Regions from separate parts of the Homo sapiens genome. Here region 1 is linked to region 2. A link is a loop called in an ENCODE intact Hi-C map of the cell type or tissue named here. Cell type or tissue: GM12878. All regions are shown on one strand. Each heading gives the region's core, and the rest is flanking DNA. Links, peaks and the distances in the headings are about the cores only. Region 1 overlaps TMPRSS3 (transmembrane serine protease 3). Region 2 overlaps UBASH3A (ubiquitin associated and SH3 domain containing A).

Region 1 (11,256 bases), core at 2,078-10,077, 64 kb before region 2:
CCGCAAGGAGACTTTTACAGTCTTCACTCTCCTCGCATTGCCCAGATCCGCTGTGGTGAAGCCCGTTTCCTGCCAGGCCTCTGGTCAAAAAAGCAACTGCCACCCCAGGGACCCTTTACAAGGACACCCAGCTGAGGCCCTGGGGTTGGGGTCCTCAGGTATTGGAGGAGGCAGGTACTTTCCTGGCCAGGGAACTTGAGGCACAGACCCACAGCATGGAGCGGGACCACATTCCTCAAATTAACCCAGAAGGAGAGGGGAATGATTGGAGTGTGAGGCCAGGCTCCTCCAGGGAGAGTGGCTGAGGCGCTATGCTTCCATGGTGACAGTAGGGCGGTAACCTCGTCAGGTTAGCCAGCTTCTTCCAGAGCCACACACACCCAGAAAGGGAAGAGGAGATCCAGGACTGAGCATGGACGCAGGACGATCAGAAAGGCGTCCTTGGTGGTACACCCTCCAGACACCATCCACTCCCTCCGGACACCGCTCACACCCTCCAGCCACCGCCAACTCCTTCTGGCCACCAATCACACCCTCCGGTCACTGCTCAGTCCCTCCAGTCAGGGATCACTCCCTCCAACGACCACTCACACCCTCCAGCCACTGCTCACACACTACAGCCACCACTCCAACCCTCCGTTCAGGTCTTACATCCTGTGGCCACTGCTCATTCCCTCCAGTCACCACCCACACCCTCCAGCCACTGCCCACACCCTCCAGCCACCGCTCAAACCCTCCGTCCAGGTCCCATATCTGATCACTGCTCACTCCCTCCGGCCACAGCCCACACCCTTCAGCCACCACTCACACCCTCTGGCCACCACTCACTCCCTCAAGCCACCGCTTACTCCCTCTGACCACCCCTCACACCATCTGGCCATTGCTCACACCTTCCTGCCACTGGCCACTCCCTCCAGCCAGAGCTCACTCCCTCCGGCCACACCCTTCGGGTGCCACTCAAAACCTCCGGCCATGGCTCACACCGTCCAGCCACCGCTCATACCATCCAGTCACCACTTATGCTCTCTGGCCACCGTGCACTCCCTCTGACCACCACTCACACTCTCCGGCCACTGCTCACACACTACTGCCACCACTGAGACCCTCCATCCAGGTCTCACACCCTCCAGCCACCACTCACTTCCTCCGGACACCACTCACACACTGTGGCCACCACTCAGACCCTCCATCCAGGTCTCACACCCTCCGGCCACTGCTAACTCCCTCTGTACAGGGCTCACTCCCTCCGGCCACCACTCACACCCTCTGGCCACCACTCACTCCCTCCGGCCACCGCTCACTCCCTCCGGCCACTGCTCACTCCCTCCGGCCACCGCTCACACCCACTACTTTGCCTGGCCTTGCTCTACTTTTGAGTTCTGTGTATGACACGAGCTGATGCTGATCTGCTGAGCAACCTGTTCCGACAGAAGAATGCCAAGTCCACAACGCACACAGGAGAGATGACAGTAATGGAGCCCCTGGAATTCAGTGGATGATTTTGATTCACGTCACCAGTCCACGCAGACACGCCAGACAATGAGGGAAGGAAACATATTATTTGGAATCAAAGGACAATAATACGTCAAGCACCAAATGCTACAAAGAAATCATGAAAATAGGCCTTAAACGAGTCATTCCTAGATTAACCTCCCCACATGTGAAAATAAGTCTTGGAAGTAGAAAGGGTGGGTTTGGTTCTGGTCCCTAGAGATGAAAACGTGCAGTGACTGCAGTTCTGCACTTCTGGGCTGGTGCGTCTTTTCTGAGTGGCTGTTGGTGGCTTTGCACGTGAGGTCACATAACTGCTTATCTCGTCAGGAATTTTGCAAGACCCCTGGAGAGAAAACCAGATGGACCAGTGGGAAAGGCCGCCCTTGCAAGTTGCTGCTTCTTTTGTTCTTAGTGAAGATCAGAAAGGAGCGTGAGGCTAGGCGTGGTGGCCCATGCCTGTAATCCCAGCACTGTGGGAGGCTGAAGCAGGCACATCATTTGAGGTCAGGGGTTTGAGAGCAGCCTGGCCAACATGGTGAAACCCTGTCTCTACTAAAAATACAAAAATTAGTTGGGTGTGGTGGCGGGCACCTGTGGTCCCAGCTACTGGGGAAGCTGAGGCAAGAGAATCGCTTGAACCAGGGAAGCGGAGGCTGCAGTGAGCAGGGATTTCGCCACTGCACTCCAGCCTGGGCAACAGAGCGAGACTCCATCTCAAAAAAACAAAAAACAAAAAGCAGCTTGAAGGTTGTGCTGGAATCAGATGGAAGGGTGCCTCTTTCGGGCCTGCTACTGGTGCCGGAACTCAGAGCTCCAAGGGTGTCTGCTCGTGTGCAGGTTCCTACACGGGAGTCCAGGGGAGGATCGGGCTGTCTTCATCACCTCAGGAACTCAGGTGGCTACTTGTCCCCTTCCTCTTCAGGTTTTTAGGTCTCTCTATAAATGAAAACAAAGGCGTTATTGTTTTTAGCACTTCCAGCCATCCGTCCAACATGATGACGGAGCGGGCACCTGCATTTTGCCCTGTGGGAATTGTGGGGCTGTTCTCCACGATGAAGACAAGGTTGGCCTCCCCCTGGGGCTGCCAGCTCTGAGTGGATCCCAGGCAGGCATGAAAAGCTCCAACCAGCAATGCATCCGCAGGTCCCATCTCCGCCCTGCGACAGTTCCGTCACTTCCGTAGGAAACTTCCAGGTCTCGGCACTATGTTCCTGAGTTCTGGTTTGAGTCACAACAATTTTGTTTTAAACCCCCAACTAGATAGAGAAAAGTGCTGGATGAAAATGAAGATGAGGCCATGGGCATGCCACCAACTAGCACACGGGACACTTCCCCGCAAGACAGTGAGTCTTCCAAAGGCCCTCACGTTGACTTTCCTCACAATGGACAACTGAAACGCACAGCGGGCCTGCTGGAAAGCCTCCCAGGAAAGGAAGTCTCTTCTGGGTCTCCCCTAGGACGTCTGAAGAGGGACTTGGGAAAGGGCGTGTCTGAGGCTGCGCATCTCTCGCATGCACTGGTGGGTTGGAGGCAGCGGATGACTAAGGCGTTGTGCAGGGAGCAGGGGCCCCAGGCATCGCCGGAGCCAGCGTCACAGACGAGCTCCTCCACCACAGCTTCACCACAACAGGGGAAACTGCCTCCAAGACCCTCCCAGGGTTTCTCAGTGTGCCCTGAAGCCCCCATGCAACACATTCACCAGGGTCTTCACCCCAGACCTCCCAATCAGACTCCAGATAAACGCCCTGCAATCTTCACATTTAACAAACATCCTGAGAGAGGCTTCTGCACCCCTAAGTTTGAGATCTGTTGATTCTGCTGTGCAGTCACACTGGGGCCACGTCGGGGATCTGATGTGAGGCACACTCTGCCCTTGTTAGCTGGGGGGGCCTCATGCAGGTCGTCTCCGCTGTAGTACAGGGAGGGTCACAGGCTCTGTGGCCCAGGACGGTGCTGACATGGGAGGGGCTGAGGTGGCCCCGTCATGGAACCGTTGTGAGCGGGCTCCCCAGACTGATTTTGAACGTTTGTCTCCAGCTCACCCACGACAGCTGGAAGACACGGCGGTGGGCTTCTCTGCCTTGCGCCTTCAGTGTCTTAAGGGGGACTTTTAGGATCACCAGCTCAGTGCTCAGCCCCTGGGGATCTGTGTCCCGTGAAGGCCTCCATGTACTGCAGACCCGTGTGGAGGACCGGCTTCTCCTTTCCTGCCCTTTGCCCTCTGTGCCCACGCGACCCTTCTGTGCCCCCCAGGCTCCCACAGCACCCTGAACAGTGAGGAGGTCTCCCATTCAGTTGTCCATCCTGGTCCTTTCTACAGTGCGGGCGGGCTGGGCTGAGCTTTATACTGAAGAGCATAGCAGGCCACTCAGTGCCTAGTATGGGGCCAGGCTGCCTCTCCCAGCAAGGTGAGCAGGAGCAAGCACTTTCCACCCAGCCCGAGCACAGCCCTCACCACGCCCCGAGGGGGTGCTCAGGGCTGCAGGGCGGCAGTGCTGGAGGTGAAGCTAGCCCAGGTCTCAGTCCCAGGCCTCACCCTGTGCCCGTGGGCACCATTCTTTAGTTTCTCATTTAAAGCACAAAATCAGTGAGAGCAAAACGGGAATTAACGCCTGAGGCACATTCAGCATTTGATGTCCTTTCTTGGCCAATTGTTTCAAATTAAATGAGCTTTTTAAAAAGGTCTTTGAGCCTTGGAGACAGAAAGCTGACTGGTGGGTGCCAGAGGCTGGGGAGAAAAGTGGAGTGGGGAGTAACTGCGTGCTTCTAGGGTGCCGCGTGTCTTTTGGGAGATGAGAATGCTGGGAACTGACAAAGGTGGTGTCTGCACAGCCCTGTGAATGTGCTGATGCTACAGGGTTGTTCACTTTAAAATGGTGAATTGTATGTTATATAAATTTCACTTGAATTAGGGAAAAAAAACGTACTTACTTTGACGTCATTGTTAGTTCTTGGAAACTACGACTTTAAGCAAAATGATATATAATGAAACCAATTTTTTTTTTCTCATCGACTTTATAACAAAATTACATTGCAAGCAAGGACGTTGCTGGAGGGCCTGTGCGCACTGTTTCTCCTAAAGCTGCAGTTTCTAAGATCCCATCAACCGTATTAAGTGAGGACCTCCTGTGTTTGAAACCATCCCAAGGAGAGACTTCATCTGAGATCAAGCCAGCAAATGTTTCCCCGGCGCCCACATGAGAAAGGCGCCGTGTTCACCTGCCAGCACGCAGCTGCCAGGGTCCCAGCGAAGCCCTAAGCCTCCTTCTTCCTCCTCCACCGTCTCAGGTTTCCCCTCCATGCCCGGGTCCTGCCAAGCCAGCCTCGCTGTTGGGTGCCCCCCTGCAGGCCCCTCCCACTTCCACGCCTCCCCCTCCGGGACCCCCCACCCCCCCACACCACCAATGCAGAGCTCCCCAAGCCTCTCCTGACTGCTGCCTCTCATCCCTGGCTCCCAGCGAGGTTCCAGCCCCTCAGCAGGCAGGCAAGGTCCTCTCCCGCACTGTCTCAGCCCCCCGCCCCCTCCCACTTTCTCCCTGCTCCTGGCACACGGGGCACGCCCGACCCATCCCCATCCCAGCAGGGGCTCCTCCTCGCTGCCTCCTCCTTTCCCATGTCGTGAGGCTCCTTCTTCCTCCCGGGCCCCAGCTCCTCTGCCTGCCAGGCTGCACCCACCCAGAGCTGCCCAGGACTAGCTGTGATCTCTGTTTTCAGCACAAGCGTCTGACACCCTGGAGCCACCAAGTCACTGCTGCTGAATTGACAACCACTGGGTCACGCCCTGGTTTTTATAGCAAGACCAGGGTTGCATTTAAGGGACCTTAGGGTCAAAAGCCAGGGACAACGTGAGCTGGGGAGGGCGCCGCACCCACCTCCATCTGCTCGTGGATCCAGTCCAGGAAGGAGGTGACACGGGTGTACACCCCAGGCTTGTTCACCTCTGCGCAGCCGATGCCAAAGCTGGTCGCTCCCACTAACTTCCACAGCCTCCTCTCTTGACACACCAGGGGCCCCCCGCTGTCCCCCTGGGTGACAGGAAAGAAGCAAAGATTGGGGGACAGTCACCGCCATGCGAGATTGCTTTCTGTGGACAGTCTGCCGTGTGAGGCTGCTTGCTATGGAGTTGGGACCCCCCTTCATGATGTCCCAATGGATGACCCAGGTTACAGAAGGGAACCCACCAGCCCTTCCAGACACAGCATCCCCAAGGGAGGATGTCCCTCGGCCCCTTTGGGGTGCTGCCTCCAGCTGTGTGTCCCTTCCAGAATGCAGACCCTGACCCTCTGAAGCTCAAGGGCAGCTGGTGAGAGGGAGGGTCCACCTGGCCAGGGCCCTCAGGTGACCTGTGATCCACCTAGTAGAACTGGAGTCCCAGCCACTGCAGCTTTCGGAGGGCCAGATTCACTGGTTCCCCGCCACCTGCCTCCCCACCACCTGCCTCCCCTGTGGTCCCCCACAAAGTCAGAATTGGAGGGGAGCAGCATGAGTCCCCTCCCACCACCCAGCACCCACGCAGAGCCAGATCACTGGGTAAACACAGGGCTGGCAGCCAGGAAAAGGAGTGATATCTTGAGCAAATTTCTTCTCCACGCCCTGTAAATTTACTTTTTGTCCTGTCACAGGGAAACGCTGGCAACGACCTGTCCCAAGGGCTGGGTCACCCTGCCACGGCCTCGCCCACCGCTGCGGCCCCGTACCTGGCAGCTGTCCACGCCACCCGTCAGGTAGCCCGCGCAGAGCATGGAGGGGGAGATGATGCCACCGTACACGTCCCTGTGGTTGCAGATCTTGTTGGAAATCAAAGGGACGGCCGCGTGGTTCAGGACAGGGGAGGCGTCACCTGCTTCAAAGTGAGTGAGGGGATGTGTGTGAGAAGGAAGCCCGGCCCAAAACACAGAAGGCGCATGCTGAGACCAGGGGGGTGAGGGAACGAGGGACGAGGGGGATGCTCTCTGGTGTGTCGCAACAGCGGAAAAGGACAGGGCCCTGCGGGTGGGACGAGCAGACTCCCACTGTCTCGAAGCACCTCAAGCCCGAGCTTGCCCTCCTACGAGTGGCCGCAAGGGGCCAGTCTGCTTCAAGGCAGGGCCACCGACTCCCCTAAGGTGTCCAAAGAGGAGGAGGAGTAGGGGCAACAGTGGCCAAGACACCTCCCCAGGGCACCAGCCCAATCAGCCATCAGAACACCCCAGGTTATGGGAGGGAAACTGAGGCTCAGGAGGGTCACTCACTCAGCGTCTTTGTGAACTCTGGGATGGTCAGCAGAAAAATGACCCCAAAGACATTCTCACCCCAATCCCCAGAACCTGTGACTGTGTCACCTTACAGGGCAAATGGGACATTGCAGGTGCATTGAGGGACAGGCCTTGAGTGGGGAGATGATCCCAAGTAAGAGGGTGGACCTGACGAAGTCACAGGGGTCTTTGGAGGAGCCGGAGGAGAAGCTGTGACGACAGAGCAGGGACCAGAGTCAGAGAGTCAGAGAGAGATTCGAAGATGCGGCATTGCTGCCCCGGAAGACCAAGGAGGGGCACGAGCCAAGCAGTGTGGGCAGAGTGCAGACGCTGGGAAAGGCAGGAGACAGATTCCCCAAGGGCCTCCAGGAGGAGCCAGCACAGCCCACACTTGACGCCAGCGCCCTGAGACTGAGTTTGGACCTGTGACCTTCCTAACTATGAGATGATACCTTTCTGTCATTTTAAGCCACGAATTTGGGGTCGTTTGTTGCAACAGTCACAGGAGACTTAATCCACGTGCAGTGGGCCAAGCACGCCCCCGACACCGAGGGATGGACCCCTCCAACTCAGCTGGTTTGTGACCCAGGCATCTTGGTGTTTTAAAGACTCCATAGATTCCATGGAGACAACAAAATCACACAATGACAGGACCCTGAGGGGCTGCTCTGAGGAGCACATGGTATCACAAGACACTCAGCTTCCTGCCCGGAACGTGGCGAAACAGCTCAATGCATTATGGGAGAAGATTCCAGGACAGGCTGGAGCTGAAGCTACATCAGGACAGGGGCTCGTCGGACCTTTTGCACTGGACAGAGCAGATTGACAGCGAGAAGAAAATCGGCAGCGGGATGGAGAATCTCCTGGGAGGATGAAGCTGTTGCACAGCCTCCTCTTCAGAGCCCAGTGTCATCAGAATGACTCTGGTGGGCTGGTTGGTCCGGAATGAGAGCCCACCATGAGAGGAAGGGGAGCGTAGATTGGTGTCCCAGCTCCCACCACACACCAGGGGTGCTGGTTCTGATGAAGCTAGAAAGGCCCTGGACCAGCCACACTGGCACAGAACTGGGCCTGGGCCATGTGGGTGGGTTGGAAACTACAGAGAGCTGTGAGTGCCCTCGGCCAGGTGGGCAGCACTGCCAGTGGGTGGGGGGTAAGTAGGCCCACAGACTCGAAGCATCCGGGTTAGCTCCTGGGTGCCTTCAGCTGGGGGTGGGCTCAAGTAATTGGTGTTGAGTGGAAAACACTGAAATTCCTGTGTTAGGTTGAACTGTGGGCCCCTCCAAAATATGCCTACCTGCCACTATGGAGCCCAACCTTATTTGGAACAGGGTCTTTGCAGATGTAATTAAGGTAAGAATCTCAACATAAGATCTCCCAGCGTTTAGGGTGGACCCTAAATCCAACGACTTGCTGTCCTTATAAGACACAGGAGAGGGAAGTTTGAGATACAGAGACACAGGGGGCAAAGCCACGGGAGGAAGGAGGCTGAGGCTGGAGATCCAGCTACAAGCCCAGGAATGCCAGTGCAGCTGCAGCCGCCGCCACCAGAACCCAAAGGAAAGGGGTCAGAGCCTCCAGGAAAACCACCCTACAGACACCTCAACTGCGTGTGGAAATAAATCTCCACTTTTTTTTTGTTTTGTTTTGTTTTTTTAAACGCAAAGTCTCACTCTGTCACCCAGGATGGAGTATGATGGCATGATCACGGCTCACTGCAGCTTAGAATTCCTGGGCTCAAGCAATCCCACCCCAGCCTCCTGAGTAGCTGGGACCACCATGTCAGGCTAATTTTTGTTTGTTTGTTTGTTTGTTTGTTTGTTTTGAGATGGAGCCTTGCTCTGTCACCCAAGCTGGAGTGGAGTGGCATGATCTCGGCTCACTGCAACCTCCGCCTCCTAGGTTCAAGTGATTCTACAGCCTCAGTCTCCTGAATAGCTGGGATTACAGGTGTGCGCCACCATGCCTGGCTAATTTTTGTATTTTTAGTAGAGACAGGGTCTCACCACATTGGCCAAGCTGGTCTCAAACTCCTGAACCTCAAATGGTCCACTTGCCTCGGCCTCCCAAAGTGCTGGGATTACAGGCATGAACCACTGCACCCGGCCCAGGCTAATTTTTTTAATTTTTTGTAGAGACAGGGTCTTGCCATGTTGCCCAGGCTGGTCTCAAACTCCTGGGCTCAAGCAATCCTCCTGCCTTGGCCTCCCAAAGTGCTGGGATTACAGGTGCATGCCACCATGCCTGGCTAATTTTTGTATTTTTTGTAGAGACGGTGTCTCTCTATGTTGCCCAGGCTGGTCTCAAACTAATGGCCTCAAGGGATCCCATAGACTCGGCCTCCCAAAATGCTGGGACTACAGGTGTGAGGGAACACACCTGGCCAATTTCCATCGTTTTAAGCCACGCAGACTGTGATAATTTGTCACGGCAGCCACGGAAAATGAATCCTCTTCCTACTAACAAAGAAAGTGATTGATGGAAAAACCTAAGACTCATGACCAGCTCTGTACCCACACTAAGGAAAGGGTGGCCCGGGCTTCATTTGCATGGACTATGGTTACTGCCACTCCTACTTCCCTTATTATTACAGCGATCTCATCTGCTGCTGCTTCCACTTGCTCTTTGTAGGATGAAAGAACACATCTTCCAAAGTCCCACAAGACAAAGAGTCTTCACAAATACGAATCTTTGAGTTCTGAATGAAGCCTGGGAGGGTTGTCTAGGTGGGCTCTGTATGTCCTCAGTTAACAAGGCCGGGGGTCCGGGCAGGGAAAGGGAAACACCTGCTGTGTTCGAGAAGGTCTAACTCTCTCCTGAGAAGGTCTGCAGGGTCATGTTGTCCCCATAACAATGGAACCGTGACTCCTGACCCACAGTTCCTTGGCTGACTGTGTCCCGAGCAGCTGACATGCACTCCCTGGCCGGGGTATCTGGGCAGCCCATGGGAACATCACAATGGGACATTGGGGGAGCCCCCTCCGCAGCCCTCTGGGTTCTGAGCCCCTGGACTCCGAATCTTGGCTTCAGCCCACTGACCTCCATCCTCTGTGGCCCCCCATCCTGACGTCCAGCACACTTTTCCATCGGGGAAGTTCTCTTCAGAGTTGGGCAGGCACACAGGCTGGATCATTTCTGCTTGAAGGGAAACAATAGTTCACAACTCAATTGAAGCAGGAGTCCGAGAAAACAATCTCATCTATGCTTCTGCCTCTGAGGAGCCCAAACTATCTCCCAAGGGAAGGAAGGTCAAGCCCTTGGTTACTTGAAAACGATCAGCTCACAGCAGGAGCCCCTTACCCCATCCACCACACCCAGAGCACTTAAAACTGTAAAAGAGCCCTCCACCGTCGCAGCGTGAGGGAACCTAGACCAGGGTCAGCACACCTTTTGTGGAAAGGGCTGAATAGTCAATGTTGTAGGCTTCGTGGGCTGTGCGGTCTCTGGCTGCCATTGGAGCATGAAGACAGCCCCAGGTAACAGGTACCCACATAGGTGTGGCTGTGTCCAGTAAAATGTCTATTTACCAAAACACGATGGGGCAGACCAGGCTCTCAGGCCAACGCGTGCCCACTCCTGGCTAGATCACAGTGTGGGTGTTGCCTATAGAACACGGCTCCATGAATATTGCTATGGTTCCTGGGATATCTGGAGGCGACGAGTTTGCCTGTGTGTAGGGCTGGATCCTGTGGGCCTCCCCCAAAGCCAGAGTGCCCTGCACATACCTCGGGCTTTCGTGTGAACACACCCTGAGGTTCCCCGAGCTTTTCTGTGCAGAACAGTAATGGAGAGGTAGAGAAGGAATAAAAGAACTCACTTGAAACTTTGGCAAAGTACAAGTGCTGGCACCTCATTTCCTATAACCAATATCATTAATAATAGTTGGCAGACTGGCACCACCATAATCATTTTCCTGCTTCTCTGGAAATATTTGTTTCTGGGCATTACGTGTCCATGTGATGGATGCAGTAATGACTCTGCCAGGTAGAGCCTGCAGCTGGTCTCAGGTCAGGATTCTGCTTCAATAAGAGGGAATTAACCTATTTATTATGCTTTCCCTGCTTTCTTAAGAAGGAAAGAGGGCTTTAATTTAATTGGGAGTAGTCTCCTAGTACTTTGTTTGCATCTACGAGATGTTTGAAAGTTTTATCAGGTGTGGCTCTTCTGGCATTTTCGTAATGTCCAGAGGGCAGGGCTTGACTTTTTCAAGAAACAGGGTCTTTAGGAGCTGCTGGTTGGGAGAGAACTTTTCTGTACTTCCAGGGAGCTGAGGGTGCCCAGCATCTTTCAGCTTGTAAAGAAATGAGAGGACTCCACCACACCACCTGGCCAGCCTGGGAGGTTCTGTTTCTCAACCAAGATGGCCCCTCTACCTGGAGAAACCAGGCAGGTGGGAGGCACTGGCTGAGTGACCCCTCCACAATAGGCTCCTGGACAGGAAAGTGCTCTTTGTCCCTACAGATGGATGACTCTCTTCCACCACCTAGAGGCCCCAGCTGGTCTGGCCTCAAGAAGCTCTTTCTGCCTC
Region 2 (16,497 bases), core at 933-8,932:
ACTGCAGAGACCCCCACGGCCCACTCGCCCAGGGCCCCACTCAGAGGTGTGCTCAGAAATGTTTACCCACCTGCTCCAGGCAGGGTGGGAAGTCCGAGTTATAGAGTTATAGAGTTAGTTATAGAGTTATAGAGTCATGGAGTTATAGAGTTAGTTATAGAGTTAGAATCATAGAGTTATAGAGTCATAGAGTTATAGAGTTAGAGTTATGGAGTTATAGAGTTATAGAGTTGTTATAGAGTTATAGAATTATAGAGTTAGTTATAGAGTTATAGAGTCATAGATTTATAGAGTTATAGAGTTAGTTATAGAGTTATAGAGTCATAGATTTATAGAGTTATAGAGTTAGTTATAGAGTTATAGAGTCATAGATTTATAGAGTTATAGAGTTAGTTATAGAGTTATAGAGTCATAGAGTTGTAGAGTTATAGAGTTATAGAGTTATGGAGCCATAGAGTTATAGAGTCATAGAGTTATAGAGTTAGTTATAGAGTTATAGAGTCATAGAATTATAGAGTTAGTTATAGAGTTATAGAGTCATAGAGTTATAGAGTTATAGAGTCATAAAATTATAGAGTTAGAGTTACAGAGTCATAGATTTATAGAGTTAATTATAGAGTTAGAGTCATAGAGTTATAGAGTTATAGAGTCATAGTGTTACAGAGTTATAGAGTTAATTATAGAGTTATAGAGCTATAGAGTCATAGAGTTATAGAGTTAGTTATAGAGTTATAGAGCTATAGAGTCATAGAGTTATAGAATTAGAGTTATAGAGTTATAAAGTCATAGAGTCATAGAGTTATAGAGTTAGTTATAGAGCTATAGAGTTAGAGTCATAGAGTTATAGCACTTGCTGAGTGCAGTGGTGAGAATACTGCACTCCCCGACAACTGATTCCAGACTCCCAGTGTGAGCTCCCAGGACACTGAGTCGGGAGGAGATGGTGGTCCCAGGCCTCTGTCCCTGGCTTGCAGGTGACATTTTCTGTCTTCCTCTTCTCTTCTCTGCATGTCTCTGTGCACAGATTTCCCCTTTTAGAAGGGCACTGTCACACTGGATTAGAGCCCACCCTAATTTAATTGATTGAGGTGCATACCCTTATTTTAACTTATCACTCTGTAAAAATCCTGTTTCCAAATGAGTCACATTCTAAGGCACCAAGGGTGAGGACTCTAACATGTTTTTCAAGGGAGGGGATACAGTTCAACCCAGAAGAGCCTCCACTGAAACCTCGCTCATCAGCTTTCAGGCTGTGCAATTTTTGTGCTGTAGGGACTCCCATATTTCCCTGAGAGCAGGGCTTCCAGTATCACAGGGGGAAAGGCAGAGTACAGGCTTTTCCTTCCACGAGCTTCAGTGGGTCTTGAGTTTTCTCAAACGACCACAAATGTGAAGCCCCGCCCATTTCTGAGCTCACAGTGGTGCAGATCCAAAGCCCAGGCCCACGAGGCTGCTTCTCTGCTGAAGGTCTTAAAGCCTGAAGTCAAGGTCTCTGCTGGGCTGAGTTTTCATTGGGAGCTCAAGTCTCCTTCCAGACTCATTCTGCTGTTGGCCAAATTCAGATCCTTGCAGTGGGAGGACTGAGGTCTGTTCCTTGCTGGCTGTTAGCTGGGGGCTGCTCCCAGCCCTAGTAGAGGCTGCCCACATTCCTTGCCATGTGGTCCCCTCCATCTTTGCAGCCAGCAATGGAGAATGTTTTGCTGAATCCTTCTCACTTCACACTTCTCTGACTTTTTTCCATGACTGGCTGGAGATAATCACTGCTTTTAATGGGCTCACCAACTTGTCAGCCCCACCTTGGATCCCTTCCCTTCTGCCATAGGATGTAATTGTCCCAGGAGCAACAGATCATTCTGGTCATGGGTTCCACCCATACTTGGAGGCTGTGCAGGGTGTGTCACACCAGGGGGTGGAAACCCGGGGCCCTTTGAGGACCCTGCCTACCACAGGGAGCACATGGCTCATCTGCCATCAGAGGCTAGAATTATGAAGGGGCATTTTCTGCCTTTTTCACTATTTTCCAGGGGACGCGCTACTGGACAGTGGTATCAGAATCAGCTCTGTGTTTGCCTCCCCAGCCCTCCGCTGTGTGCAGACGGCCAAACTCATCCTGGAAGGTCAGTGAGAACCTCGGTGAGCCTCTCCTACTGCCTTGACCTTGGGGCTATTCTCCAAGGGGAGTGGGAAGGGAGTGGAGGTGGAATTGGATGACTGGCAATGAATGCCCACACCAAAGTCATCAGGCAAGTACGAGCCAGCCCTCCAAGGATGCTGGCAGGCATGCTGGGTCCGTGAGCGTGTCTGGAATACCAGGACCGTCAGACCAGTAGGGGCTGGTGTAGCTAAATGCCAGGGCCTGTCCTCATACCGTTTCTCTTTGGCCTCCGTCAGCTAGGCATTTTTAAAATACACCTGGAAAGCGGCATTCGAAAACCTTGAGAGCTGGGAACTGCTACGGTTCCTTGTAAGTCTGAATTGCATGACCCTTCCCAGGGCAATGCACTGGGCCAGTGGAGCTGTCCAGCGTCCTCAAGGGCTGATGTGTGTCAGGAAGTCCTGGGCAGACCCTTCTGCAGCTCCCATCTACGGGAAGAAGAAAGTTCCTGCCCATAGGAGAGCAGCTTGTTCCAGAGGCCTGGGCTCTGCCTTCAGCCTGAACCCTGTCCTGCTCCTCTTTGTCTGGGAAGAGGGATAAGATCTCGGTCCCCAGGCAGGGACTGGCCGTGGCCAGGAGCATGGGTGACATGCGAGAGAGCATGTCGCCTCCATGGTGACAAGGGAGAGGGCAGAGCACACAGACACAGATGCAGCAGGAGGGCAAATGTGGGGGACAGGGCTTGCCTCGACTTTCTCAGAGACCTAGGAAGTAAGGCCACCAGCGGAAAGTGGGGGCAGGGACTGTGGGAAGTTTGGGGTGCGCCGAAGGAATGAATGGCTGTCAGGCAGAGGGGCCCAGGACATGGGCTGGGAGATGCAGAGTGACCGCTGGGCAGCACTCAGAGCCCACCCACAGTTCATGAGCATGAGTTTAAATGGAGATGCATCAGCCGGGCTAGGGGGTCTCTTCCAGCTTAGACCGGGAGTAGGTGGAGAGTGGGATGCAGGTAAGGGCAGGGTTGAGCTGTGAGTACGGTGGAGCCAGAGGGGACAGGAAGACTTGAGGGCATAGTGAGGGGGTGACCGTGCCCATGGACTTTCAGCTGGGTCAGCGAGGAGGCCGAGCACGGGGGAGGTGAGTGCAGGAGAAAGGAGGTGATCTGAGTGAGGCTCAAGGTCCACGAGGGGGCTGCTTGGAGACAGCAGAGTTTGGCACTGCACCATGGCGGGGCTGCAGTGGCTAGAATGACAAGTCCCAGGTGGAAGGAATGGATGCTCAAGGCAGGGAGGAAGCCACGTCCTGCAGGAGGTGGGCAGGAATGGAGGGGCCATGGAGGAGCCATCCCGCAGATGGTGGTCTTGCTGGGACTTGCACATGGGGCCACATCAGAGCCGGGGCCACGAGGGGCCGGGACCTTCACAGGAGGAGCCGTTGGGACAGCAGTGGATTCAATGCACACATGTGCATTGCCGGTTCCCATGTCCTCAGATCCCCTTCGCCCCGTCAGAGACGCTCCCTCAGAGCACCTTCAAATCCAGGTGCCCAGGAAGCCCCAGCCAGGAGCGGACCTGGTTCCACCCCGGAGCCTCTCAGGCTCATCATTCCTGTCCTGTGCTCTCATGAACTTTCCATCCCATAGTCCAGTCCTAGTTTCACGAGGCACAGAAATCCATTGTATCAGCATGGAGCATCCACGATCCACCTTCCACACACTTAAAAATGTCAAGACACTTTCTGCCCACCTCAGTCTTGCAGCTTCATCCTTTCATTTCCCACCCAACTGTGGCACAGGACCCCACCCCTCTGCACGGCATCTCGGGTCACAAGACAGAAATGCAGACTTACTTCACTTTGCCTTGGAGGTTCCCATGTTGATTGCATCACGGCACCTCTGGGCTCTCAATGAGCCAGATGAAGATCAAAGAACAATATCAGCTTCTTTGACCAAACCACGAAAGGACTCGCGAATCCCCAAAGGCCTGACGGCAGTGTAGCCGGAGGCCAGAGGCAGCTCCACCCGAGGGCAAGCAAGGCTTCCACAATCCTTGTCTCTCCTCACAACGCTGGCATGCACATACACAGCACACACATCCACACACACCACACACACACCACACGCCACACACACACTACACACACCCACACACACACCATGCACACCCACACACCACACACACCCACACACACCACACACACCCACACACACTACACATACACACCACACACCACACACACACCACACACCACACACACCACCTACACCCACACACACCCACACACAACACACAACACACACACCACACACATAACATACAACACGCTGAACACACATACCACACACACACCACACACCTCACACACACCACACACATACACACACCACACACACGACACACACCACACATCCACACACACACCACACCCCACACACACCCACACACCACACACACAACACACACCCACACACACACCACACACACCACATACACCCCTTGGGGTTTCACTTGGGGGCTGAGTCACAGACCGCAGAGGAGGAGGCTGTGATCTTTGAGAGCCATGACCCCAGCCCAGGTGACAGGGTCCCGCGATGTCCGCCTCTCCCTGTTCCCATGCTCACAGCAGCAGGTCCAGCCTTCGTGTTTTCAGGAAGGCCTGAGAAACAGGACGTGGCCTTTCCAGCTCTGCGCTTTGGGAGGGACGAGGGTGGCAAGATCAGAAATGTGAAGGGGCAGGGTCTCCGAGTATCTGGGGACCCTTCAGTGTGAGGGTGGCTCTTAATAACTATGATGGAATAAAGCAAAATTGATATATAGCAATTTCATCCCTGGTTGTTTAGGATCAATGTATTTATAATTAACCAAACACCTATAATCATAAGATGTGAACCAAGCAAGAAATGCACACAAATATATGACAAGAGGGGAACAGGCCTGTGCCTCAGTTTCCCCTCTTCTCCCCTGTCGCTGGTCTTTGCACCCCACCACTCAATGAGCGCATTTTGTTGGAAACCACCTAAGATGCTGCTGTTCTTCCACTAAGTTTCAGAATCACTTTGGTTTCTGCCACTGGCTGGCCGCCCACTAGCAGGCCGTGCGAGAGTCCCCAGGTCGCCTGTGCCTGCCAGGCCAGCAACAACAGTCTCCTCTCACTGGGGCTTTTACTGCCTCAGCCTGCAAGTTTCCCTTCTAGTGAAAACCTTCGTCTTTCTTTCCCTACCCAACCTCTCTCACCACGATAACAACAACGAATAAAAAAGGAATCTCTTGGCCAGCCTTTGTAATAAAAGAATACGACTGACTGAAAACACTTCATAATTTTATCTTTTTTTTGTCATTGTTCGTGGTTCCTCATTAACACACTTATTCCCATTTTTGGTGGATTTTTTTACTTCTATTATTTGGGTCACTTGCATATAAAAAGCTTTCAAAAATGTCTTTTGCCAGCAATAATGTCAAAATCTTTAATGTGATCTCTCAGTGACCTTTAAGTGCAGATGATGATGATGGTGATGATGATGGTGATGATGCCTGTTTAAAGGGCATGGGTTTATAAATCCTCTGTTAATTCAGAAAAACAAGGACACCCAGTCTTCTTTACAAGGCCTCAGACATGATCAACCTGCTTATCAGATGGTGTCTGAGATGCTAAGGTGCTCAACTTTGTTTAAATTCAATGTCAGAGAATGTCCACATGAACCATTTCACAGCCAAGTCCACAAAACACTGGCCTGCAAGAGGTCTTCAAAGGAAAGAGACCCATGGCCACACCTGTCTGGGAAGCTCTCACACTGTTCCTTCATCTTATTTGTTCACAATGGAAATGAGCTCTTCACAGGCTTGGGGGAGATTTCGGGGGCCTGGTTTATCAGGGAGGACTTGGGGGCCCAGTTGATGGGGGAGGACTCGGGGACCTGGTTGATGGAGGAGGACTTGGGGGCCTGGTTGATGAAGGAGGACTCGGGGGCCTGGTTGATGGGGGAGGACTCAGGGGCCTGGTTGATGGAGGAGGACTCGGGGGCCTGGTTGGATGGGGGAGGACTCGGGAGCCTGGTTGATGGGGGAGGACTCGGGGGCCTGGTTGATGGGGGAGGACTTGGAGGTCTGGTTGATGAAGGAGGACTTGGGGGCCTGGTTGATTGGGGAGAACTTGGGGGCCTGATTAACTTGCTTTAACTCTCTTTTCTAAGCATGCTTGATGAAAGAGCTCCTTCCATGGACCTAAAACACATTTGAGGAACTGATTTTATGTCCAGCATTTGAGTTCAATGACATCTTCTCCATTCCCAGTGAAAACATTCAGGTCTTTTTTTCCACTCAAAAAGAGATGGCCTTACTTTATGGCTCTTCCTTTAATCAAAATATAAAATGCCTGGGAAATGTGAGTTGCAGGGAGTCAGAATATTCCAGAAGATGGCTCCTTCCATTCTTCACCTCTTGCCCCGTCTGTGTAAGTGTTTATCAGGAAAGTGCCTCATGAGGCCAACATTCTTCATGATGGGTCACATCTTGTCCATTGATCATTGGATCTGCCATGTTGGAGGATGCAGCCGGTGGGCTGGTTTCACGGTGGAGCTGTGCTGGGTGATCAGGTGAGCCCCAGCCTAAGCCTGCTGCCTGGGACACTCACCAGCTCCTGGAAGACTCTGGCCCTTCCTGGCACACAGGGGGCCATCACTCCTCTGATACCTTCCCACTGCTCGTCAGTTTTGACTTCAGAAATAGCACAGCTATGCCTAATCACAGAACGGTATTTGCCAAGAAGAAAATCACACTGTTTAAAAGGCATGATTTAGACGTGTGTGTGACGGTCTGAGATCTAAAAGGAGACTTATTTATGCAAAGTCAGGGTGGATGTTGAGGATGATAAACACTTGTATTCTGTTGAATCCAGAACTCAAACTGGAGAAAAAAATCAAGATACGAGTGGAACCTGGAATCTTTGAATGGACAAAATGGGAAGCTGGCAAAACCACCCCAACCCTCATGAGCCTGGAAGAGCTGAAAGAGGCAAATTTCAACATTGACACTGATTACAGGTATGCTGTTCTAAAGTTCTCTGCCACTGGGGCTTTTCCAGTTATTGTTAAAGAAAAATTTCATGACACTGTTAAAATGGTAAGAAAGACTTTATTCAAGAGGGACCACTGCAGTGGGGTTTTGCAGCAGGGGAGAGAGGTGGGGCTCAACTCCTAATACAAGGAAAAGAGGGGAGTTATAGCCACAGAGCAGGGTGGGGGTCAGTGGATGGAAAATTCCTGAGAAGGTGGGTCATTCTTGCTAAACTGACCTAAATGGAGACTCTTGCTGAAGGCAGGCCAAGGTGATCAGACATCACCTGGGGGGTGGTAGAGGATAAGGAACTTGATCAGATGTCGAAGGTAGGAGGTTCTTGCTAAACTCACTCTGCAAGAACAGACACAGAAGCCCAAGGGTCAAGACCTCATTGAGAAGAAGGTTCAGAGGAGCTGGACTGGAGTTTAGTCAAGGAGAGAGTCTTTGTCATTCTCCACCCATGTCTGACTCTGCCATCACAGAGCCCTCCTGGTGTTGAGTAAGAATGTGTGCTGGAGATTGACTGTCAGTGCTTTGCCAGTTTTCAGCACAAAACTGGAGCCTGCCTGTTGACCATGAGCCTGCCTTGAGGCAGAGCCATCCTGGAAGAACGTTCTCCTTCCCCAGCTAACTGCAGCTGAGCCTTCCTAATCCCTACGAAAGTGCCAGGGCAGCAGCCTCTCCTTCTCATCCTTCCAGGCCCGCGTTTCCCCTGTCCGCCCTCATGCCGGCCGAGAGCTACCAGGAGTACATGGACAGGTGCACGGCGAGCATGGTGCAAATCGTCAACACCTGTCCACAGGACAGTAAGTGCCTCACCATCCTCAGTATGAACAGCCCCTGGGGCTTGGGGAATTATCTCTGAGATGGAAATTGGCCAATTTTCTGAACCTATGAATGCCCCTACTTCTCCTGCCTGCCCCCGCCCCCATTCTCCAGCAACAAAGTTTTCATCACTGCTGCTGCTGCTGCAGTAACCGGGTGCACAGACACACACTCCCCTGCCGCCCAGGCCCTGGGACCCCCCATCCTGGGACTGAGTGCTGATGGGAGGGGAATGATCTCTGAGATGGAAATTGGCCGATTTTCTGAACCTATGAATGCCCCCACTTCCCCTGCCCGCCCCCCACCATTCTCCAGCAACAAAGTTTTCATCACTGCTGCTGCTGGTGCAGTAACCGGGTGCACAGACACACACTCCCCTGCCGCCCAGGCCCTGGAACCCCCCATCCTGGGACTGAATGCTGATGGGACCCAGGCCAGCAGGGTCACACAATCCACCCATGTCCAAGGGATTTGAGTCAGCTTCCTGGGAAACAAAAGAGACAGAGAGAGAAAGAACAACCAACTTCCAGGTGGCGCCCCCTTCCCTGACCCATCACACGGGTCTCCTAACCCTCCCGTGTTGCTTTGTCCTGGATGAAGCATGCACAGAAGCGCTGACTTCCCACGCCTTCCCCTGAGCTGGCAGGGACAAGCGTGTCTCCTGAGGGAGACCCACTCGGCCTGTGGTCTCCAGGTGTTCTTATCTAAAGCAGGAGTCGTAGCAGGCTCGTGTGACAAAATAACCGGCTGACCTTTCTAAAGTGAATCAGGTCTGGCTTGGGCGTCAGCCACCGCTACATCCCAGTCTGTGGCTGACGGGGCCCAGGCAGCCAGCGACCACAGGGGGTGGCTCAGCTCACTTCCTAGGCCTCCCTGAGGCTGGTGGGCAGCTGCTGCGTGCAGAGGAATCCATGAGCGAGGGTGGGACGCAGGCATCACTGAGCGGTTACCAGCCACACTACTTCTAGCCCGGGGGTCTCGCCAGGCTTCGGGGCACTCTGAGATAGCTCTGCCCCCCACCACTTTGGGGACCCCAGTCTAATAAAAGGTGCTCTCTGGGGCTGCTTTGACCTGGAGGTGTTCTTGTTTTCCACAGCGGGTGTCATCCTAATTGTGAGTCACGGCTCCACTCTGGACTCCTGCACGCGGCCACTGCTCGGGCTGCCGCCCCGGGAATGTGGGGATTTTGCCCAACTCGTGAGAAAGGTACGCGCCCACTCTTGGCTCTTTGGGCCACAAAATCAAGCATCCCGAAGACACAGGTTTATCTCATCCACTTCTCGGAATGAAAACAAGTGTCCGGCTGACCCAGGGCCACCAGGATCCACGTGCCCCCGGAGACTGTGCCCACCGGCTCTTATGCGAAGGGTGACTTCGGGCTGGGGCTGGTGGATAGGTCAGTCAACCTCATCATCATTGGCCACTTGCCAACTTTTTACCAGTCAGCTCATGCCATGACCCCTTGCAGCTCTCGTAGAAAAACAGACGGTCCAGGAAGGAGTAAGCAGTTTAGATGAGGAGGGAAGAAACGACTGTGGGACTCGATTCTGGCCTCTTCTGGGGACCTGGGGCAGGGCGGCTGATGGATGAAAAGGAGCCCCTTGATCCTCTTGCCCTTGGAGTCACCCAGCATGGAAGAAGCTTGAGCTGGTTGTAGCTGCCAGAGTGCTCAGGCTCTGGCAAGGGCCTTGTGAATGACAAACAGAGGATAACGCACACGTGACATCTTGGACAACCTTGATTATCACTCAGCAAAGCCAGAGGGTGATGTCCAGTCCATGGGTGAATTGAGGCAGGCAAACTCAGGAGTGCAGATCCCACCCCAGTCCCAGCCCTTCCCTGCAGATCTACTCAAGGCTGGACTCACCACAGTCCTGACCTTTTTATGAAATTCATCAGTCCACTGGTCAGTGCCCAGGCAGCACGTGCAGCATAGACAATGCCTGTCATCGGAGGTGCTTGAGGCCCTGACCTGGTTTCTTCACATAGCACTGCCACAGGACCACACTGGCCACAGCTTGTTTGCCATAAGTTGTGGGCAGCAGTGGGGGTTGCTGAGTCCCCCCAAGAGGTCAGGGGCTTCAGAGGAGCCCAACTCCCGGGCCCAGCCCAGTGACACCAGCCAGGTGCCTGCAGGAGGGCTTAGCTCTCTAGCTACGCCTGCCTCAGCAGCCAGATGAGAGGTTACGCACATGAAGAGCATGCCTGCCGTGGGTCATTGTCACTCAGCAATTAGGCATCAGACACCCGAATCTCCCTTTCTTGCTCCATTTTCCTCTGCACCTGAGTAGAAACATGCTTCCCCTGCAAAATGTCTCCAGGGTGGTGTGTCCCAATTATGATCCAGACATTTCCGAGCGCCCTGGATTCTTGAGCCACCAGGTGAGCATTGTCCAAATAGGGCAGCTCAACCCCCCTGGGCCACACTGGTAGAGGTCTGCATGGATTTTCCTGGGGACTGTCCGGGGCAGCCCCGGCACCACCTGCTCCCAAAATGTTGCTCTTGCTTCTGCAAATGGGTCTCCCACACATGCGCTCTGATGCATTCCTCCTGTCCCTGCCCCGCTTCCCACAGTCCCATATACACATACCAAGCCTCCAGCCCCAGGCGCTCCTGGGGGCCCACGTAACCAAGGGTGGCAGCACTGCACACACCAGCTGCTGACAGTTCCTCAAACCCATGAGCCTTTGTGGCCAAAGCTCCACCCACTCCTTGGACCCTTCACCCCCTTCCATAGATGCCAATCTTGAACTTCCAAACTCCTGGACTTTCTTATGCTGGTCACGTGGCGTTCACCCTGCCCCTACCCCAAAATAAGCTGGACTTGCTCATGCATATCAGAAAATACAAAGGGGGGGCTCTACCAAATGATGGGCCCCCAAATCAGGGCAGCTGGAAAGGGAGCACTCAGGACCCTCCCCGACCAGCCCATCACCGCCCCTCGCCCACAGCCTCTGCAAGCGTGAGGAAAGAATCACCCTAGGGTCAACACCAGCCTCACTCAGACCCCCCTGCCAGTTGGCATTTTTGTAAATTTCATCTGCCTGAGGAATTTCTAGACATTAGAAAGAGGAAGGAAAGAAAGAAAAGAAAAGACAAAAACAAAAAAGGCTTCACCACAAAGCTCTGTTCTCACACATCCATTTCACAGATGAAGGGATGGAGGTCTAAAGGTTCACTTTGTGCTTTTCTTTTGGGTCTGAAAACTCAATGTCTGTGTCTTTTTGTGATGCTGAATATGAGAATATGAGTCACTCCTTAAGTGGTGGATGGCAATCTCCACCTCAGCCTGCAGACCTTTGTGGTGGGGGCTGTTCTACTCATTGTAGGATGTACCACCTTGTAGGACCTCTACCTGCTAGGTGTCGGCAGCACCTCCATCCTCAGTTGTGACAATCAGAAATGTCTCCGGAATTACCCAGTGTCCCCTGGCTAGGGGACATCCCCCACGGGGCACCGCCAGGGCAGATGTTGGTGCCATTCAATGGTGGCAGTGCCAGCCTGGGCAGTCGCAGACCCTCCAAAGTAGAGGTGTGCCTGACAGTTGGCTTTGGAGCTAGTCTGAAATTGATGGACTTGCTATAAGATATTAACAAGTGATTTAAAACTCTGTTCCAGATCCCTTCCCTGGGCATGTGCTTCTGTGAAGAAAATAAAGAGGAAGGAAAATGGGAGTTGGTGAACCCACCGGTGAAGACCCTGACCCACGGGGCGAACGCAGCATTTAACTGGAGGAACTGGATCTCAGGCAACTGAGAGCCACGGTGATGTTGTCATAACCTCAGAGTGGAGAGGCAGAAACCATGTGCAGAGGCTGGGAGATGCTGCTGTTTCCAGAGGCGTCTTAGTCTCACCCAATGTGATTTGTAGAAGCACGAGACGCACTTTTATATCCCGGAATATTTCCCTCCGGCTTTCGCCTTTGTAACTCCCATCTGTGGACCCATCGTCCACCAGCCCAGCTGCGGGGAGCACAGGGCAGGTGGCTGGGTGAGGATGCCGCCCTGCAGCATGTACACCGAGTGTCTGCAGCTGGGGACACAACTGCCCGGGACTCTAACTTCCAGGAATTAAAGACTCACCACACACGAAGGATCTAACCACTTCATTTTCCATGGTCTAATCATTAAATTCCCAATCGTTTTTTCTTTTTCTGGGTCCATCACTCTTTAGCCATATCCACATGGGCTAAAACAGGTGTAATAGTCAATAAAATGGTCCCAGAAAACCATCGACCAGGTCAAAACTGGGTTGCTGCTCCGTGCTGTCAACATTCATGTTACTATGTCTCTGTGGTTGCTGTAACCAATGACCACAAACCTGGGGGTCATGGAAAGAACACAAACTTTACACACACACACACACACACACACACACAGGCACATACACACATGCACATATGCATACAAAGACAGGCACACACGAGCATGCACACACACAAACACGTGCACATACACATGCGCACACACATGCACACGCACATGCACACACACGCAGGTACACAAGCATGCAAACACACATACACATACAAACGCGTGCATGCATACATGCACACATGAGCACACAAACACATGCACACACTTGCACACATGCACACAAAGGCATACACATGCAATGCACACACACAAACACACATGCACACACAGGCACACACACGCTCACATGCACACACACACACGCTGACTCTCCTACGGTTCTGGAGGTTGGCATTTTCTCAGCAGGCTATGTTTCTTCTGGAGCCTCCAGGGGAGGATCCTTGCCTTTTCTCACTTTTAGAGGCCACCTGCATCCTCCCTCCTCAAGTACAGCGGCGTAGCAGCCTCCAAGCTCTCTCAGTCTCTGCCTTCACAGCCACATCGCCTTCTGCTTCTGACTCTCCTGCCTCCCTCCTACAAGGGCCCTTGTGTTGACACTGGGCCCACCCAATAACCCAGGATCAATTCTCATCTCAAGAGCCTTAACCACACATGCAAAGTCCCTTTTGCCACATAAAGTTGCATATTCCCAGGTCCCGGGGATTAGGACATGAACATCTTTGGGGGTTATCCTGTAGCCTGCCATAACATACCCCAATCCTTCCAAGCACAGCGGAGCTGCCCGTACAGGGCCTCGGACATAGGGATTTGAGACACTCCCCTTGCAGGCCTTTTTTGGCTTCTCCTATTCTTGTTTCTGATCACGTAGAGGAGAGAAGAGGACTTTGCCAGTGGGAGAAGTAGGCTCCCCCGATTTAATGGGGCCCCAAAAGAAGGGCCACGAGCAAAGTGGAGTCTGTCCATGATGGTGATGCTGAGGAAGCTGGTCCAGCAGGGGATGGGGTCTCCCCAGTGGGGAGTCTCATGCCCCAGCCCACAGGTCACACCTGCTCCCACAGCCCACACATGTGGTGCCTCATGCTGCAGGCAGAGATCCCAGCACGGTGTAGTGACAGTCCATCGGTCTTTCATCTCTTCTAGCCCCCTGATCCAGTGCAGGTGTTATTTCATGATTGCAGTTTGGGGCTGTGGTGGTGGCTCTGTGAGTGCCTTTTATAGTGTGAATGCAGAGACAGGGCAGGAAGGACCCATGCTGCACCCTCAGCCTCCCCTGTGAGCACCCAGGCAAGTGGAGGGCAGAACACAAAGGGAGCTCTTGTAGAAATAAAGATGGTGAACACCCCGGGCTGTGACAAAAACGGCCCACATTGTGTAGAATGCACAGGAGGCCAGACCCAATAAAAGTTTCCTTGCTGTTTTAGTCAATCAAACACGACCTCCTGAGAAAAAGACGCATCTGTCTGTCCCTTGTTTTATTTCACTAATGATGTAGTTTTTCTGTGTCCAAACATAAAGAAGTTTGAAGTTGACACAGCCACAGAGAGCAGAGCATGCACCCCACTCACAGGCCTGCTTCGAGTCCAGGCCATACCGAAATGACGTCTTCAGGGAGATTGTTCTAGACGCATCCCAGCAGATACCGACTAGAGAAGAGATGGATTCACTGGGATGTAGGTGGCTGGGCAGTACGTCCTGCAACAAATACACCCCACCGCTGGGCACCTGGGTGGTTGTTCTTTCTCCTCGGCAAGTGTGTGGTTGGGTCCAAGTCCCTCCTGGATACCACAGTGCCACGCTCGCTAATCATGATGATGAATTAAAGTGCTGCAAGTCAAGGTATGGCATTGAAATCACAGTCACGTGTTCAGGTGGTCTGTAATGAATCTCTGGATTCACCTTCTCAGGGGTGAAGCTTCCAGGTCCTCCACCCTGGGCAAAGCCAGACACAGGTAATTCCCCTCTCATCCTGCTGGGCTGCTCACAGGTTTTGCAAGGAGAATGAGATGGGTTTGAAACTCAGATCTCCAGATCTCCAGATCTAGTGTGCAAGAAATAGCATTTTCTCGATATTCTATGCTTCTGGTTCTGTCAGACCCTCATTCCACCCCCAAGGCAGAGGACCCCAGTTCAGTGGTTCTGTTCCTCCAGAAGGAACCATTCGCTGTATGGACTGAGCCTTGCGGACAGAGCTGGGCTGGAAAAGGGCAGAGACGGAAATGCCTGGTGGGATTATCATGATTGGGTGTAAACTGTCTACTCTATGAACCAATAGGAAATCCCAAAAAAAGAAAACAAAAGACACTCTTTTTTCCTTCCTCTCCCTGGGTGGGTCGCTTTGGTGTTTGTGAGCCAAGTCTGACCCCTGCTGACACCGTCTGGAAGTGGACGTCCTGTCACCAACGCCATCCCAACCCATGCCCCACCCACATTCTCTTGTTGACTTCCTCACTGTGTGCTTGAAAAAAAAAACAAGCCTGGGCCAGGCATGGTGACTCATGCCTGTAATCCTGGCACTTTGGGAGGCCAAGGCGGGCAGATCACGAGGCCAGGAGATCGACACCACCCTGGCCAACATGGTGAAACCCCGTCTCTACTACAATACAAAAACGTAGCCAGGCGTGGTGGCGCATACCTGTAGTTCCAGCTACTCAGGAGGCTGAGGCAGGGGAATCGCTTGAACCAGGGAGGCGGAGGTTGGAGCAAGCCGAGATCGCGCCACTGCACTCCAGCCTGGCGACAGAGCAAGACTCCGTCTCAAAAAAAAAAAAAAAGAAAAAGAAAAAAACAAGCCTGAAAGGGAATTCTACCAGCGTTCCCTGAGGCTGAGCGGATGACAATGTTGTTTTGCAGCTTAATGTTCCCCTCCGAGACCTGGTTCTTTGGAAAGATGGAAAGTGGTGAGAAGGGGGCGGAGCCGGCCTCAAGCTGGGCAGCCAAGGGGGCCAAAGGCCTAAGCCAGTGCCTGTCTCCAGGCTGCAGCCTGTGGTGCTGAAGAGCTTAAGGACAGGCCTGGGACCACCAAGCCAAGCACTGGCCCTGGCAAACACTGCTGCACTCGTCTAAGAAGAAAGAGCTATCATAACCGTCCACCAAAGTACATCTTATTTTAGAACCAAATTTGAGACTTTTTTAAACGTGATTCATATTGGTGCATATTATGGGCTGAGTTGAATGCTCCCTCCCCCACCCAAATTCAACCAGCCAACAATTCTGCAAGGATCAGAAGTCGGAAGAAAGGAAAATGGCAGCATCGAATGCACAGCCACAAATCCCAAGAAGGCCCCAGGAGCCTGGGAGTGGCTGCGGAGGAATTTAGGGCTGGATGGCCCACAGGACATGGTGAGAACCACTACCATGGGCTGAATTGTGTCCCCCTGAAAAGCTATGTTGGAGACTGATATGGTTTGGTTCTGTGTCCCCACCCAAATCTCATGTTGAATTGTAATCCCCAGTGTTGGGGGAGGGACCCTAACCCTAACCCTATAAACATGGTATTTTTTATATCCTCATATCCTCATACCATATTTAAACCTATGGTAAGCACCTGCTCTTCCACAGGAACAGCAGATAACTGGAAATCTTAGAGGCCTTCCCAGAACTGGGGTTCATCAGAACATGGGTGGCTCCTGACCCATCACTCCCAGACCCAGAGCTTATGCACCATAGGGGAGAGGTGGTTCAGAAGGGATGTGCAGGACAACTAAAGTACAGTAACATCGAGGTCGCTTGACCTGAGGGCAGGACCTATGGTAAGTACCTGCTTTTATGTAGGTATATACAGTAAAGGGAGCAGTCATAGCAGTGGGGGAAGGAAGGTGATTAAATAAATGACACTGGGACAACTGGATCACATTTGGGGAAAAGAAGGTTGGAATCACTCCTCATTCCTCATACCAAAAAAAAACATCAAAGATTTAAATATTTAAAAAAAAAGAAATCATGGGCCGGGCGCAGTGGCTCACGCCTATAATCCCAGCACTTGGGAGGCCAAGGCAGGTGGATCACTTGAGGTCAGGAGTTCGAGACCAGCCTGGCCAATGTGGTGAAACCCTATCTCTACTAAAAATACAAAAATTAGCCAGGCATGGTGGCAGGCACCTGTAATCCCAGCTACTCAGGAGGCTGAGGCAGGAGAATCACTTGAACCTGGGAGGCGGAGGTTGCAGTGGGCCGAGATCACACCACTGCACTCCAGTCTGGGCGGCA

The links. A loop is a pair of places that touch in the nucleus more often than their neighbours do. Peaks named below come from ENCODE experiments on the same cell type or tissue, not always from the same donor. Only the 100,000 strongest peaks of a DNase experiment are listed, where the experiment ranks them.
Region 1: it touches region 2 in a loop (3-fold over the local background); 17 of 110 quality-filtered maps call a loop at or near these places.

What each region holds. Positions count from the first base shown.
Region 1 is chr21:42,370,350-42,381,605 of GRCh38, forward strand. It overlaps TMPRSS3 (transmembrane serine protease 3), which reads right to left. Exons shown (of 13, transcript NM_001256317.3): 10 at 9,768-9,863; 11 at 6,192-6,334; 12 at 5,367-5,519; 13 at 1,541-2,430. The coding sequence ends at 2,413. Among named protein-coding and RNA genes, the nearest start is that of TFF1, 9.4 kb to the left of the region's middle. RefSeq lists enhancers at 1-129, 2,334-3,282, 6,341-6,911. In GM12878, for the core only: a CTCF peak has its summit at 6,555 (motif pointing right); no DNase peak of the experiment used is centred there.
Region 2 is chr21:42,435,464-42,451,960 of GRCh38, forward strand. It overlaps UBASH3A (ubiquitin associated and SH3 domain containing A), which reads left to right. Exons shown (of 15, transcript NM_018961.4): 11 at 2,025-2,117; 12 at 6,989-7,133; 13 at 7,849-7,955; 14 at 9,071-9,180; 15 at 11,594-12,221. The coding sequence ends at 11,731. Among named protein-coding and RNA genes, the nearest start is that of UBASH3A, 40 kb to the left of the region's middle. RefSeq lists enhancers at 2,325-3,012, 3,013-3,699, 4,975-5,184 and a silencer at 4,475-4,664. In GM12878, for the core only: no CTCF peak of the experiment used is centred there; DNase peaks (open chromatin) are centred at 4,494 and 5,208; H3K27ac peaks cover 1,858 bases.